Linked DNA regions of Homo sapiens: region 1 is linked to region 2. The links are chromatin loops, found by intact Hi-C in ENCODE. Cell type or tissue: Caco-2. All regions are shown on one strand.

Region 1 (8,000 bases), 82 kb before region 2:
CCCCTCCCCGTCCTGGCCCCTGGAAACTACCAATCTACTTTCTATTTCTATGGGTTTGTCTAGTCCGGATTCCTCAGTTAAATAGAATCATATGACATGTGGCCTTTTGCGTCTGTCTTCTTTCATTTGGCATAATGTTTTCAAGGTTCATCCATGTTATAATACATATCAGTACTTCATTCCTTTTTATGGCTGAAAAATATTCTATTGTAGGGATAAACCACATTTTGTTTATTCACTCAATTGATAGACATTTGGGCTGTTTTTACTTTTAAAATTATGAATAATGGTGCTATAAACCTTAATGTACAACTTTCTGTGTGGACATATTTTTATTTATCTTGGGTAGATACCTAGGAGTGGAATTACTGAGTTATATGGTAACTATGTTTAACTTTTTTGAGAAACTGCCAAACTGTTTTCCAAAGTGGCTACATCATTTTATATTCCCACCAGCAATGTATGAGAATTCCAGTTTCTCCACATCCTTGTCAACACTTGTCATTGTCTGTCTCTCTGATTATAGCCATGCTAATGGGTATGAACCTCATTGAGGTTTTCATTTGCATTTCACTAATGAATAATGATGTTGAGCATCTTTTTATTTATTGGTTATTTGTACAACTTCTTTGGAGAAATGTCCATTGAAATCCTTTGTTCCTTTTTAAATTTTTTTTAAATTGTTGAGTTGTGTAAGTACTTTATGTATTCTGGATACCAGTTTCTTATCAGATACATGATTTATAAATACTTTCCCCCATTCTGTGGGTTGTTTTTTCACTTTCTTGATGGTTTACTTTGAAGCACAGAAGTTTTTAATTTTGATGAAGTCTAATTCATCTTTTTTTTCCCTTGTTACCTGTGTTTTTGGTCTTATGTCTAAGAAACAATTGCCTAATCCAAGGTCATAAAGATTTATGCCTATGCTTTCTTCTAAAAGTTGTGTACTTTTAGCTCTTACATTTTGGCCTTTGATTCATTTTGAGTTCATTTTTGTATATGGTGTGATGTATTCTCAAACCATTTTGATTGATCTACATTGCTGTATTTTGAATGATCTTCATCTTAAACACTGATTTCTCTCATAAAATTGTGAAGGTTATATTATTTTACTGTCAGTTAACACATGTGTTTTTCTATCTAATAATCAATATATTTTCCTCTGTCCTTAAAAATATAGAGGACAGCAACTCCGTATTTTTTAAGCTTTCTCTTTTTCCATTTTTCTTTTAGGGCTATGTACTAGATAGTAAGCCTGACCTTGCTATGTTTCTTAGTTCAATTAGGGGAAATGCTCATTTAAATTTTAAATAGCTCTCTTAGTACTCGATTGTAAGACAGATGTGATAATATTTTTAGAACCCAGCTTCAGAAGACAGTTATACACATTTTATTTTCCGGATACAGAGGTTATTTGTATACCTATACAAGTCAAATAATTAAAGTCAAACCTCCTTTAATCGTGGTAGATGAGAAGGATGAATAGACAGGGTCATTAGTGTCTGATTCAGGAAATCCTTGAAGATGTTTAAATGAGTGATTTTAAATTAACTGTTTTACCATAGCTACATAAAAATGGCTTTGTGGAAATAATTTCCTTTAGCAAAAATACTTTTTTCCAAATTTTTTAATAAAGATCTTTTTAAATGACTATTATATTCAATCAAGTGGATGGATATACCATACTGTATTAATTTTTTTTGTTTCAAAATCCTATCCTTTAAGTGGATTCTAAATGGATTTATCATATCCTGTACAATATACCTAACATTTGGGTTAGCTCTAGCCAAGCTTATTGACTAGAGCTATGAAAGTGTTAGTTTTTCTCTTTCTCTTGTGGCCAACTTTTAATGCTCCTTATAATAAGTAACTATTAAATACCCAAAAGATATTCAGTTGTGTTAAAAGAGCCATTTATAAACATTTATTTCTCTAAATGTAAGTTTCTATATAGTTTCATTTAAGTCATTTATATTCTTACTTTCCAGAGTGAATTAACCAAATGAAAAAATTCTATTAAAATTGGCCTTTTAGCCTAAAAGAACAAAAAATGACTTGTGTACTTGGCAAAAGGACAGAGATATTGTTTATCTGGACAAGGCAGCAACCAGTGAATGTAAAATAATGATTTTTTTGAAAACTGCCTCAACATACCATTGAGTATTCTCACACACTTTCTGGTGGGCTCTTCTGTGGCTCTGGTCTTCACACTGGCCTTTGGTCCACAATGCAAATCATAGGTGTTGGGACAGGTCGCTATGTGAAACTATTCCCGTAGAAAGAAAGCAATGCAGCTTCCTAATACAAGGGAAAAAAAGAGCAAAGAAATACTTAAGCTCTCAACTTAAAATATGCAAGACATTTGCTTATTTGCTTTGTCAATATTAGAGAATTTCTTGTTACAGGATATTAGCTGAGGTTGAGAGGCCTTAAAAGTCCCAAGTAAGATATTAAAAACAGTTAACATTTAAGAATCATTGAGAGTCCTTTTCCCTATTTTTTAAGGCATATGCTAATCATCAGTTGAAATCAGGTATTTCCTCTCATGGAGTACTATTCCATAGTTAAGTAAAAGATAGGGTTTCCTTTGAAGTATCTGATCACTGCTTGTTGTAGGGGAACTGACAAGGAAGGGCATTCATTATGTTTTTTTAACCATATAGAAACTTGATTTAACAGTTTATAAGGATGACATTTATTTTAAGCTATTGCATTGAATATAATATTTCCCTAGGACTGTATTTTCATTTACTCTTAGTATATTACCCATTATTTTATTTAGTCATGAAACTCACTTATTTAATTCAAATGCTTTCATTTGCTCAATAAGTTTGCTCAGTAAGAATTAATTGAGTAGTAACCAGCACCAGGCACTGGGATCCATAACACTCTCCAGGAGAGAGACCAGTGGGTTATTTTTGGGCTTAATATGCTAATGGGTTGGGGGTACAAGGAGCCACTGTATTCAAAACAGAATTGTGTGTTGCTTCTTGAGGCAGGGAGGATACTGTATGTATCTTTGTATCTCCAGTTATATTTTAGGCACCCAAGTACATTTTTTTGAATTGAATTGAGTAGAATCATATAGTGTTTGTCTTGGAAATGTATATCAAAGATCATTTAGTGTCTAGTCTAAGAGGTTCGTAGAAGTGTCCAGAGATTGCCAAAAGGCGGGATGAGAAGGCAGATTTCTAAGAGTCCCCAACTTATATTTTAATTAGTATAGCCTCCATTTTATTTACTAGGCACCTGTATAACATTTTGGTTTTTATTAAGATGTATCTACTACTAAAGAAATTTAGAAAACCACTGATAATTCAATTGCCTCATTTTACATTAAAATTTCTGTAATTTTACAAATAAGGCAAATCTATTTTTCAGCATACTGTATCAGTTACACATTATTTAATCTTTTAAACAACAGATATAGTTCAGATCACGTCCTCTGCCCTTAATTCCTTTTTTTTTTTTTTTGGTAGCTGTTTAAAAAAGAAATGGGGGAGTGTGACAGCCTAAAAATAATTTTCTCAAGAAATGATGAAGCAATAGAGTACAAAAGCCTTTGAAGATCTCTAGCAAGCTATGTCAGTGTCTGTAATGTGAAACTGCTTGAGGTCTCTTCAATGCTGTGTGCCCTCACACTGTGAATGAATTCATTAAAACAATGCAGAATTCATCTGGGGCAAAAAAATAAGGAAACTAATTTTTACATGGCTACGGAGTGAGGATAAGATTCTCTCTTAATTTCCTTGGCCTAATGGAGAACACATACATATGCTATCAGCTCATCTCTATCATTAAAAATAAGTTAGAAATGAGAACATGCACAATCATATCAAGGCTTGTCGATTTAAAAAATCCACCCAAGAAAGATGTTTTGGAGATTACTGAGACTCTCAGCTCCCATCAAAGGTGAAAGGAGATTCAGAGAGCAAAGCATCAGTTAATGTTGAGATCTTTATTATAAAGCAAAGCAAAATTGCCTCCTGCAGGTAACTTGGTGTTGATACCTGCAGAAAGAGAGTGCTTCCAGATGACTGATCTGATCGTGTGTCATACACTTAAACCTAGGTAGTCCAGGCTTAAGTCAACAAGACTGATTGAAAACTTTGAGGGCCATGAAATGACGACACTGTCATGAAAGATGTGTCTCTTTGCAAGCAGAAAATTACAGAAAGCACTAAAAATAAGCATTTTTTTTTCCTACAACTGAGATTGTGGAACTTTTTTAACTCCAGAGAATGGAATGCAACTCTCTGGTGGACTTTTGTCTTCTATTTTCAAAAGCGTTTCTTACAGCTGAAAATTTCAAAGGCACAGTTGAGACTAAATGTTATTTACAAATTCCAGAAGTCTACGAACTTCCTTTTCTTCATAAAATGGTCATATCAACCCCAGCTGAATATTTTGAGTTCATGTGTCTATCAAAAATGTAGTGAACTAAATGCCTACGAAGTCAGCTGAGGCCACATGATTACTGAAAAACACGATACAAAAAGTGAAGAAATGAAGGCAGTCCTCATGGTCCCTTGCGCAGTGGCAGGCCTATCACACCATTTTAGTGTTTAAATGCCAACATGATGAAGCAGCTAAAAGCAAAGGTCATTAGTCTTCCGTGGATATGAGAAAAATGGCTATAAAAGTAGCAAGGAAGGAGTAGACAGGCAGTGAGCGAAAGCACAGCAGGTTGCAAAAGTAGAGTTAGAGAGTAGTTAAGGCAAGATGGGGAGAGGTTGAGAGGGTGGAGAATGGATGCCTGGCCAACGACAGAGAAGTAGAGTCACAAAAATAAGGGATCAGCATATAGAAGCCACCAAACATTTACTGAAATGGAATTGAGTAACATTAGTAATAGGTAGTAGGAGACAGAGATGAGTTGGTGTAGACCCTTTCTTTCCTTTTTCTGCATTCCATCACAGTAAAAAGTAAAATGATATGATTAAATTGTTTTTCTAATGAAAAAGAAATGACCACTCATGACAGCTCTTTGCTGAGTGTCTAAAATGCGTGCTATACGTATCTTGGTAACAAAGTATATTTTGTCCTTATCCCTTAAATATGTTATAATTCTAGTTGTACTTATTACATAAATTCCCTAAGGGACAATTCACCTTTGGTTGCAGAGATGTAATCTTTGTATTTCTTATAACAATTTTTCTGAGTTTTATTTTGTGACCTTTTCTCAGATGACCATTTTGAAAAATAAATTTTTGATTTTTTGTCAATGTGAAATACTTGGTGTACTCTAAAAAGACACATAGGCTTATAACAAAGCTTAAATAAAACCAAGCAAAATGTTACTACTATGCTCTTTCAAACTCTGCTTTCTACAACGGCAACCACTTTCAACAGAGGCTTTATCTCTCTATTTCCAGATACTGTGTCTGTATGACAGTGCACTTCTCTTACACACCCCCCCCCCACACACATTTCCCTAGAATGGTAACGGGCAGTTTTTCTAATATGAACTATAGACTTTAAAGCTCTTGCTAAGTGTGTTCTGCTGAACAACTAGAACACTTTTCTCATTTCTGCAAGAGTGCCCATGATTTGTGGCACTGGCCCAAGCAAATCCAAAAATCAGCTTTAGCAGAATATAAAGCTCACAAACCTGGACCTAGACTCAGTCTCCAGCTTTTCTGGGAGAAATTTTACATACTCCTTGGTAATTTGGATGGCGTTATTGTTATTCAGAGTTCATTCTTCTAATTTGAGTCACATCTGTGACTGCTTAGCTGAACTGGGAGCCTCAGCATTAAGCTCTATCTTCATTTGCTCAGGGGACACATGGTGTGTGTGGGAGCCATCATGCTTTGTTTTTACAAATCAAACTCTTAATTAATTACTGAACATACTGCAATTCACTAATCAAGCTGTATTTTTTTTCAGACATTTCTGACTGGTAAATATCTAGTCATCTGGCTTTGCAATATATCCTCTTGTCCTTGCTTTAGACAAAAATGGTGGGAGTCATTGGAAATGTTTCTTTGTATATGTGATTTGTTCATTGTCATGCATGAACTTGGAAGAAAACAATTTCTCATTGAACTTTGTATTTGTTTAGGCTACATTGAGAGACAGTGTTTTTGAGTCAGAAGAAGTATTAATTGCAAAATTGTAAAGACTTGGGTTCAAATTCTGGCTTTGTCATTTCTAATTGATTGAACTTTAAAGTTTCCTATTTGTAAAACGTGTTTTGAAAATTAAATGAGAAAAAACACATACAGCACTCACTACTGTGCTTGGCATCTAGCCAGGAGTGAAGTTGCTAATCATTCATTCCTTTACTCCAACGAATACTTACGGAACACCAACAATTTCCTAGGCCCTTGGGCATGGAGGAAATAATGGCGGGCCAGGTAGACATAGCATCTCATCACATGAGGCTTACACTCTGGAGGGGAAGGGTCCTAATAAACCAGAAATAAATAAATAAGCTAAATATTTGCATGTATATTATAATCTCTCTCTATTTTGTTTTCTGGATCATTGTGTACCTATCTCATTTTGCCTGTAGATGGAAAGATGAGCAGTATCTTACACCCTCTTCTGTGTCAATATCACCATTGCGTATATTAGGAAACATATATCTATTGAATAAATAAAGGAACAAATGTAAGAAAATCTCTAGGCTGTCTATATATTTAGAATGGTTTATGCCTATAAAATTGTTTTATAGGAATATTTTATTAAGCATATGATTTACAAAATTTAAAAACTTCTTGAGATGTAAAGAGGCAGTGTAGTGCAAAGGTTAAGAATAATGAGTGCCCTGCACCCAGATGTCCCGAGTTCAAATTGAAGTAAAACTGGTTACTAGCAGTATGACTTACCCTCTCTGTGCCTCAGTTCCCCCACAAGTAAATATGAATAACAAATATCTATGTAACATAGTTCTCATGCAGATCAAAGCAGTTATTTCACGCAGAGCACTTGGAACAATGTCTGGTTCATGGCAAGCACTTAATATGTAAACATTAGTTATTTTTCTTTAACTGAGAACTATTTTTCAAATAGGGATCTATAACCAAATGGGAGTTCTTGGGAATATACCCAGGAATCTTCAATTCTGTATACAAAGTTTATATTTTGCATTTTCATTTTGATGAAAAATTTCTAAATATTAAAATTAGCTTATTTTGGAATATCTACTAAGCAATTTCAGTGACCATATTTGTACTTGCACTTAAAGTTGCTTTAGGTGATCACCTGACATGACCATGTTTAACTTTTAGTTTCTCAATCTGGGATTCCATATATTCTTGGGAGTTTACAAATTTTCAAGACAGAAAAATATTATTTTAGAACATTCAGCATATATGTGTTATAGGTCATAATAGAAATGTTCATGATGCAAAATTATCTGTTATTCAACACATATTTACTGTGGTCATCATTAGTGCTGTCTGCCAATTGTTTTGAACTCTCTGTCTTCAGGTCACATGGTAGGATGTCACTTCTTAGCCTTGTTTGAGTTTAGATGGTAAGGATATCAGGGGGCTGGCCAATGAGTGGTGAGCAAAATGGACACGTTATTTCTGTACTAAAGTGTTTCAATGCTGATGTAAGACCTCCTAGAACCTATGTTTTAAGTTTTAGCTGTTCATTGGCTGCAACCTTGAGCCTCCCTGCCAACTTAAGTTGGGTATGCAGCATTTGTGAGAAGTAATCCCTCCGCTGACTTAACCTATCATGGTTTACATGTTGTTTTTCACCATTACACCCTGACTGGTATGTACCTTTATTTCACCTACTGTGTTCAAAACATGTTGATGTGTTGTATAAATCAGAAGTAATCCAGTTTCCTAGTGCAGCCTTCTCCTCTCAGTGTATGCCCTGCCAAATAATATTTTAAGGACTAAGTTAATGTGAGCCCTCTTGTCTGAAACTACCACTAGTAATTCCATCAAGTTCATGTTATTCTCTCTGATAAATGAGAAGAATAATAAAACACCTACAATCTCTACACTTCTCACCAGATGGTAAGTAAACAATAAGAA
Region 2 (8,000 bases):
GTCAATCTATACTATCAATAGACTACCAATCACGAGAAGATTCATTAAAAAACCCATGTTGTGCAGCATTCAGGTTGCTTCATGCTGCTATATAATAACCTCTGATGGAATATTCAGATGGAAAACAAGATTCCTAAAGAAAACATATGTTTTATATGGAGAAAGTTTTACCTGATTCGCTTTACCCTTCTCCCCAGGCTCCAGACTCACTTTCACAACTGCTTGCTAAACCTCTCCTTTATTCTTGCCTCCCATGTCTACTAGCTGCAAACTTTTACCAATGTTACCTACACAAGATCATTTAGACCCACCTATTTTATCATCATCACCCTATTTCATGCCATTTTTTATCTTACTCCAAGGCTCTTCTAACAGCCCCCAAACTGGATGCCTCCATACCCAGTCTGGAATATTCTATGCACAGGAGATAATGGCTTTCCATGAGATTGCCTCAAACACAGGCTCTAGATGACCCACTGAGGTAGGCCAAACTCTGTGAAAAGATGTTCAAAGCCAGATTTGGTCCCAAATACCTTTACAGTTATTTCTCCACGCTTAATCTCTCTATCCTCTGGCAACCAAACTAGACTGACTCCGCCCTGTTTCTAAACAGAATTTTTCCCATTGGTCACTTGCTCATTCTCCCCTGATCCAGGCCCCGTTTGTTATTTTTGCATGTTGAAATCCCATGTATCCTGTAAATTACTGCTCAGTCTTTAGAGCTTTTTCTGATACACCCAATTAGATGGAAAAATCTCTCCTTTACATTCTTAAATACTTTTTTACATTTCTGTAAAATTAGCATTTTGATTTATTATTAGCATTTATATACTTCAATGAGATTATAAACTCTTTGAGAGAAGCTATTGTATTTTACTTGCCTTTCCACTAACATTGCTTTTTACAAAGTAAAGAGCTCAATATATATTAGAATTGAGATGAATTAAATTTGACATATTTCTCTGATTTGGCTTCTACTTGCATGTAACTTTTTTTGAGTTCCATGTGTTGTCTTGAGAAACAGTATTTTCATTATACAAATTTTAAAATAAATATAGAATGTGACATTTTCTCTCCTTTCTCTCTTTCAATGATGATATGTTTTCAAAGATGTTAATTCCTGTGGGGGTAAAATTTTCATGGTGTTCCTGGAAGCCAAAGTTTTTTGAAAGAAGTTCCAAACATGCAATTGTCTGTCTCTACAACTGGAAGTAGATTTGAGGCTCAGCAGGGTGTTATCACAATTTTTTAAGAGATGATATATTTGAAACAAAATATTTAAGTTATAATAGTCTGGTGCAAAAAACAATTCCTTTTTCTTTCCCTACAGCCATCATGTATAACACTCTTCTTATTTCTGATACCTTACAAATTTCCTGCATTGGCATTAAAGAAATGTGTCTTAATACACATCATCTTGCCCTCCTGGAGAAATAGACTGAATTTGTCTAGGTGTTCTAAGAAAGCATACTGTGTATTTGGCCTATTTGTGGCATAAGTAGAAAACTACCACGTACAGACGCTGCTATTGTTACCTTCGAAAAAAAGAAAAAAGAAAGACATAAAAGAAAGAAAAAAGACTGTTTTAAAATTTACTTGGACTGTGAATGCATGGGTTCCATTTCCTGAAGTGTAGAGTGAATATAGACAGTTAAATAAATAATGAAAGTTACAGTAAAACCTGTGTCCCGCTAATACTCTCTTGATATTAAACAAGGGCAGTTTTGTCTTTAAAATACTAACCCGTTTCTTCTTATAACATTCAATCTCTTCTAGGAATTTCAACTGCTTTTGAACTTATAGATTGTTTCAGATTATTCACAGTAAGTGGCCTGTTTCTCCTGGAGTTTCTTTGAATTGAGAAGCCCCCCAGGGATGCCAGAGGAGAAGGGAAAGGAAACAAACCTGACTCACCACCGTCTAGTTAGGTTACAGTTTAAAGTGAGTAACGAAGCTGTGTGACCAGCAGCGTGACCTTCAGCTGGTAAGTGCTCCTCGTGGATTTACAGTTAGGAGCCTTTTAATTCATGTTCTAGTCTTGTCCAATATAGGACTTAATTAATCCCTCTGTCTTTTTGCAGCCTAACTTGGAACAATAAAATGAAACAACTTCTGGAGATGCTATATGGCTTTAATTCCATAGATCCATGGTTTGCTAAATCTCAACATTCAAATATATTAATGTTAACCTCTCTGATTGATACTGTTTTTTGGGGTGGTGATTATTTTTATATATGTCTATACAAATCTGGTGTTATTGTCTGTATAACTTTTATTAATTCATGCTATTTTCACTCTGACATGGTCTCACTATTTTAAAAGGGAAAGTGCTGAAGAGTTTAGAATAATGTTTTTTTCCCCTTGGCTCACAATAAAACCAATGTGAAAGAAGGGATACAATCTTGCCCTAAATAATTATATTGGCTAAGGTCCAGTTAGGTGAAGAATATTAGTTCCTAATCATTCAAATGGCAAGAATTTCTTCTTCACTCAGCTGCACAGGCTGGAGTTCAGTTTCCTTGGAAGGGAATTTGTATTAGTATCATGTTTTAGGAGCATCCATTATTTTCAGATAGAATTACCTGAATGTAAATAATTCCAATGGAGAGACAGAAAAATAGCAATGTATGAATACTGAAGTTTAGGAATAGTCAATCTCCATTTTCTCTGGATTCGGTAACAATCTATGCTTATGATCAGTATACCTCAAGGGAGATTAGTAATATTTATTGAACTTTCAAAGTGCTTGGGAGTGATGGTCAGAGGAGAAGCTGAGAACATGATTCCTGCATTCGAGTGTCTTTCTTAAAAAAATATAAGATCTGTTGAGGTTGCTCCACGTATTTTCATTCGATATGATAGTGTCCTAGAAAGCTATATGTAAATTTATGGTTCTGCAGATTAAATCTGGTTTTCTTATTTTGTTTCAACAAAATCTTCTTACCTGCTTTACATTTTTATTTGTCGGTCCAAGCAGATTCATTAAGGTTTGAGAATCCAGTGATAGAAAATTGTTGCAAAGTACATGAAACAAGTACTTCATCACAGTTCTCCCAGTTCTGAGAGGTATGGTGGGCTTAAAAAGAAATACAGACCTGTTCTCAGTTTGCTTCAGAAAACAATCTTGCACTAAGTAAACCACCCATTTCACATTTCTCAAATCCAGTGTTTGCTCAGTTTGTTTTGTTGACACTAGGCATAATCCTCTCCATGGGTAAGCTGTTGAGAAGTCCCTCTAGGTGAGCGAGCTGCTCCCTGCCATCTTCTAAGTGATTGCTTCTTCTCTTACTGCAGCTCACTGTGGCTGTGATCATGGCTCTCACCTCACCAAGAGAAACTGCCTGAGCTGTAGCAACCAAAGTTGGGACAGGAGTACAGTTAGTACCACTTTCCCCAAAAGATGGGACACCCACTATGGATTCATGAACTCCTCCTTATGTCAGAACGCAGATTATAAAACTGAATATCTTGTAAGGGCACCACGCTGTGTGCTAGGATGTAGATTCCTTCTCACTGACTCAGGGAGGACATTCTCTCTCTTTTTACTTATGATAAGAAAGGTATGCCTGGCCTATATTGCAAAACTTCCATGCCTGTATAAAGGGCATTCCCACTTTTTTCAGTTTAGTCTTCCACTGAGGGACAAAAGATTCTGAACAAGATCAAGGGGATAAGGCTGCACGGAATTCTCAAAGCTTCAGCTTTCACAAGTAGCACCTAAGGTTGCTGAATTCTATGTTAGTTTTATTTTTAATTTTTAAGGAACCTCTGTATTGTTTTCCATAATAATTGTATCAATATAAAATCTTACCAAGAGTGTACAAGGGTTCCCTTTTCTCTACATCCTAGTCCATACTTGTTGTCTTTTGTCTTTTTGAGAATAGCCATTTTAACAGATGACATAAAATCTCATTATGGTTTTGATTTGCAGTTTCCTGACGATTAGTGATGTGAAGAATTTTTATCATATACAGGGCCTCCTCGACTTATAATGGAATTCTCTTCCGATAAATTCGTCGTAAGTTGAAAATATTGTGACTTGAAAATGCTTTTAATACATGTAATCTGCCAGACATCATAGCTTAGCTTCGTCTACCTTAAATGTGATCAGAACACTGACGTTAGCCTTCAGTTGGGCAAAATTATTTAACACAAAGCTTATTTTATAATAAAGTTATTATAAAGAATTTCACATCAAAATTCAAAATTCTAAGTACAGTCTCTACTGAATGTGTATTGCTTTTGTACCATCATAAAGTTGAAAAATCAAAAGTTGAACCATTGCAAGCTGGGACTGTCTTGCACTTGTTAGCCATTCGTATGCCTGTTTTTGAGAATTCTATATCCAGTTCATTTGCCTATTTTTTATAAAGTTACTTGTTTTCTTCCTATTGAGTTGAGTTTCTTATACGTTTTGAATGTTTACCTCTTATCAGATATGTGGTTTGCAATTATTTTCTCCCATTCTATTCTTCACTCTATTGATTGTTTTCTTTTCTGTGCAGAAGTTTTTATTTGGATGTAATTTCATTTGTCTATTTTTGCTTTTGTTAGCTGTGCTTTTGGGGTAATAACCAAATAAGCATTGCCAAGACCAATGTAATAAAGATTTTCCCCTATGTTTTCTTCTAGTAGTTTTAAAGCTTCAGATCTTATGTTTAAGTCTTTAATTCATTTGGAGTTATTTTTTGTATGTGGTGTGAGATAAGGGTTTAATTTCATTCTTCTGCATGTGAATATCCAGTGTTTCAACTGCATTTGTTGAAGAGACTATCATTTCCCCATTGTGCATTCTTGGTAAATTTGTCAACAATCAATTGACAATAAGTGTGTGGATTTATTTCTGGAGTCTCTATTCTGTTGCATTGGCCTTTATATCTGCTTTTATGTCAGTATTATACTGTTTTGTTACTGTAGCTTTTTAGTACCGTTTGAGATCAGGCTGTGTCACTCCTCCAGTTTTGTTCTTCTTGCTCAAAATCGCTTAGGCTATTTGGGGTCTTTTGTGGTTCTGTATGAATTTCAGAATTGTTTTTCTATTTCTGTGGAAAATGCCATTGGAATTTTGATAAGATTGCATTCAATCTGTAGATGATTTGGAGTAGTATGAACATTTTATATATTAATTCTGCCAATCCATGAACATAAAATATCTTTCCATTTACTTGTGTCTTTCTTTAATTTCTTTCATCAGCATTTTATAGTTTTCAGTATACAGATCTTTTACCTCTTTGGAAAAATTTTATTCCTATGTATTTTATTATTTTTGATGCTATTGTAAATAGATTTTTCTTAATTTCTTTTTCAAATAGTTTGTTTTTAGTGAATAAAACCACAGACAATTTTTGTATGTTGATTCTGTACCCTGCAACTTAACTGAATTCATTTATCAGTTCTAAGAGTTTTCAGATGGAGTCTTTAGAGTTTTCTATATTTAAGATCATGTCATCTGCAGACAGAGACAATTTTACTTCTTTCTTTCCAATTTGGATGCCTTTATTTCTCTATGTTGCCTAATTGCTCAGTCTAGGACTTCCAGTGCTATGCTAAATAGAAGTGCAAGAGTAAGCATCTTTGTCTTGCCCCTGGTCTTATAGGAAAAGCTTTCAGGTTTCAGCTTTTACCATTGAGTATACTGTTAGTAGTGGGCTTTTCATATATGGCCTTCATAATGCTGAGTATATAGAAGGAATAATGTATATTTCTTCTATACCTAATTTGTTGAGAGTTTTTTTTAATCATGAAAACATGTTGAGTTTTGTCAAATCATGCTTTTTCTGCATCTGTTAAGATTATCATGTTTTTTATCCTCCTCCTGGCAATGTGGTACATTACATTTATTGATTTCAACTTGTTGAACTATCCTTGCATCTCAGGGATAAATTGCATATGATCATGGTGTATGATCCTTTCAATGTGCTATTGCATTTGATTTGCTAGTATTTTGTTGAGGATTTTTGTTCTAATGTTCATCAGGAATATGGACCTGTAAATTTTTTAGCTTGTAGTGTTCTCCTCTAGCTTTGGTATCAGGGTAATGCTGGCCTGATAAAATGAGTTTGAAAGTGCTTCCTCTTCTTCAACTTTTTGGAAGAATTTGAGAAGCATTGGCATTATTCCTTCTTTAAATATTTATTAGAATTAATTAGTGAAGCTATCAGGTCCTGGGTTTTTCTTTGTTGGGAGGTTTTTGGATACAGATTCAATTTCCATACTCATTATTGGTTTGTTCAGATTTTCTATTTCTTCATGATTAGGTCTTTGTAGGTTGTATGTTTCTAGGAATGTATTCATTTCTTCTAGATCACTGTGTTCTTCAGAATTTTTGTTAGAGTCTTGATTATGGTTTCAATATCTTTGAATTTTTCATTTTGTTCATGTGTTGTTTTCCTTAGTCTCTTTAGTCATTTGTCTGTGTTCTCTTACAGCTCACTGAGCTTCTCTAAAATGATTACTTTAAATTACTTGTCAGGCAGTTTATAGATCTTCATTTCTTTTGAGTTGGGTATTTGTGCTTTATTCCATTATTTTTGTAGTATCATGTTTCTCTGCTTATTTGAGATTCTTGTGGGCTTGCATTGGTGTCTGTGCATTTTAAGAAGTAGGCACCTCTTCTAGTCTTTGCAGACAGACTTCAATAAGGAAAGCCCTTCACCAATCATTCAATTCAGAGATTCCATCTACAAAATACAAGCAAATCAAATGCAGGGTCCACCCATAGGCACATGCTGCTGGAATCCTTGGACTGTGGCTTGGTGCATGGGTCAATGGGCAGGTGGGCCTGGTGCCTGGATCCACAGAGGCCAGCCTGGCACCTGGGTTGTTGGAGATGTCCTGGAACCTGGGTCTGTGGGGGCTGTCTAGAGCCTGGAGTTGTGGGGACTGGCTGGGAATTGGGGTGGGCCTGGAGCCTGGGGCCACAGGTTTCAGCCTGGCACTAGGGTTCTCTGGGGCAGACCTGGTAAGATTAAGATAGTGTGTAGAAAAGCTGGATATTATTTTACTCTCCTTCCCCGAATGGAGGGCATGTCAGTCCACACTGTATGGGCTTGGGTTGGGGGAGGAATTACATGAGTAATGTAAAACTGTCCTTTCTACCTCTTCAATGTATCTTTTCTTATTTCTGTGTTCCACCCATCTGCTGTAACCACTGTCCTGAATTCCTTAGCTCTTGTGAAGGTATTTTTATATGTGAATGGTTGTTCAGATTGATGTTTCTGTGAGAGGAAGAGCATTGGAAATTCCCATTCCACCATCTTGCTGTAGTCACTCTCCCAGTTACAATGAACTTTTTGAAGGGAGAATAATTTGATCACTTGCAGAAACCATCTACAGCAACCTTTCAGCGATATATTTATAAAGTATCTGTCACCTGGAAGTTGCATAATCAGAGAAAGAGACTGATCCAAGAAGTAAATGAAGCAGATGATAGAATCAGCAGAGGGAAGGGATGTGATGAGAAGAGTAAAGTTTCAAAATTGACTCAAAACCACACTAAAAAGTTAACTCAAAGTGGATCATAGACACAAACATAAAACCTAAAACTACAAAAATTCTAGAAGAAAACATTAGAGAATTTTTTGTGACCTTGAGTTAAGCAAAGATTCCTTAGGATATAAACATCACAAATCATAAATGAAAAATTTATAAATTAGATTTCATCTAAATTAAAGTCTTTTGTTCTTTTTGAAAGACATTGTTGAGAAAATGAAAAGTCAAACCACAGACTGGGGGAAAATGTTTAAAAATCATGTATTCAATAAAGAACCGAAATCTAGAATACAGAGTTCTTAAATCCTAATAATAAGAAGGCAAACAGCTCAATTTCGTTAAATGTGCAAAAGATTAGAATAAATATTTCCCCAAGGAAAACATGCCAATGGAAAAATGTACATGAAATTATGCCCAATGTCATTATTCATTGCAGAAATTTAAAACACAATGGCATACTACTACACACCAGTTGAAATGGCTAAATTATTAATAAAGAATGACCATAC

What was found. A loop is a pair of places that touch in the nucleus more often than their neighbours do. Peaks named below come from ENCODE experiments on the same cell type or tissue, not always from the same donor. Only the 100,000 strongest peaks of a DNase experiment are listed, where the experiment ranks them.
Region 1: a loop joins it to region 2, with 1.9 times the contacts of the local background. A loop is called at or near these places in 2 of 110 quality-filtered maps.

What each region holds. Positions count from the first base shown.
Region 1 is chr12:24,693,556-24,701,555 of GRCh38, reverse strand. All of the region lies in intron 1 of LOC105369698 (a long non-coding RNA gene), which reads left to right. Among named protein-coding and RNA genes, the nearest start is that of LINC00477, 110 kb to the right of the region's middle. In Caco-2, no CTCF peak of the experiment used is centred here; no DNase peak of the experiment used is centred here.
Region 2 is chr12:24,611,587-24,619,586 of GRCh38, reverse strand. It overlaps LOC105369698 (a long non-coding RNA gene), which reads left to right. Exons shown (of 3, transcript XR_001749046.2): 2 at 1,777-1,984; 3 at 2,082-4,230. Among named protein-coding and RNA genes, the nearest start is that of LINC00477, 31 kb to the right of the region's middle. In Caco-2, no CTCF peak of the experiment used is centred here; DNase peaks (open chromatin) are centred at 3,386 and 3,476; H3K4me3 peaks cover 595 bases.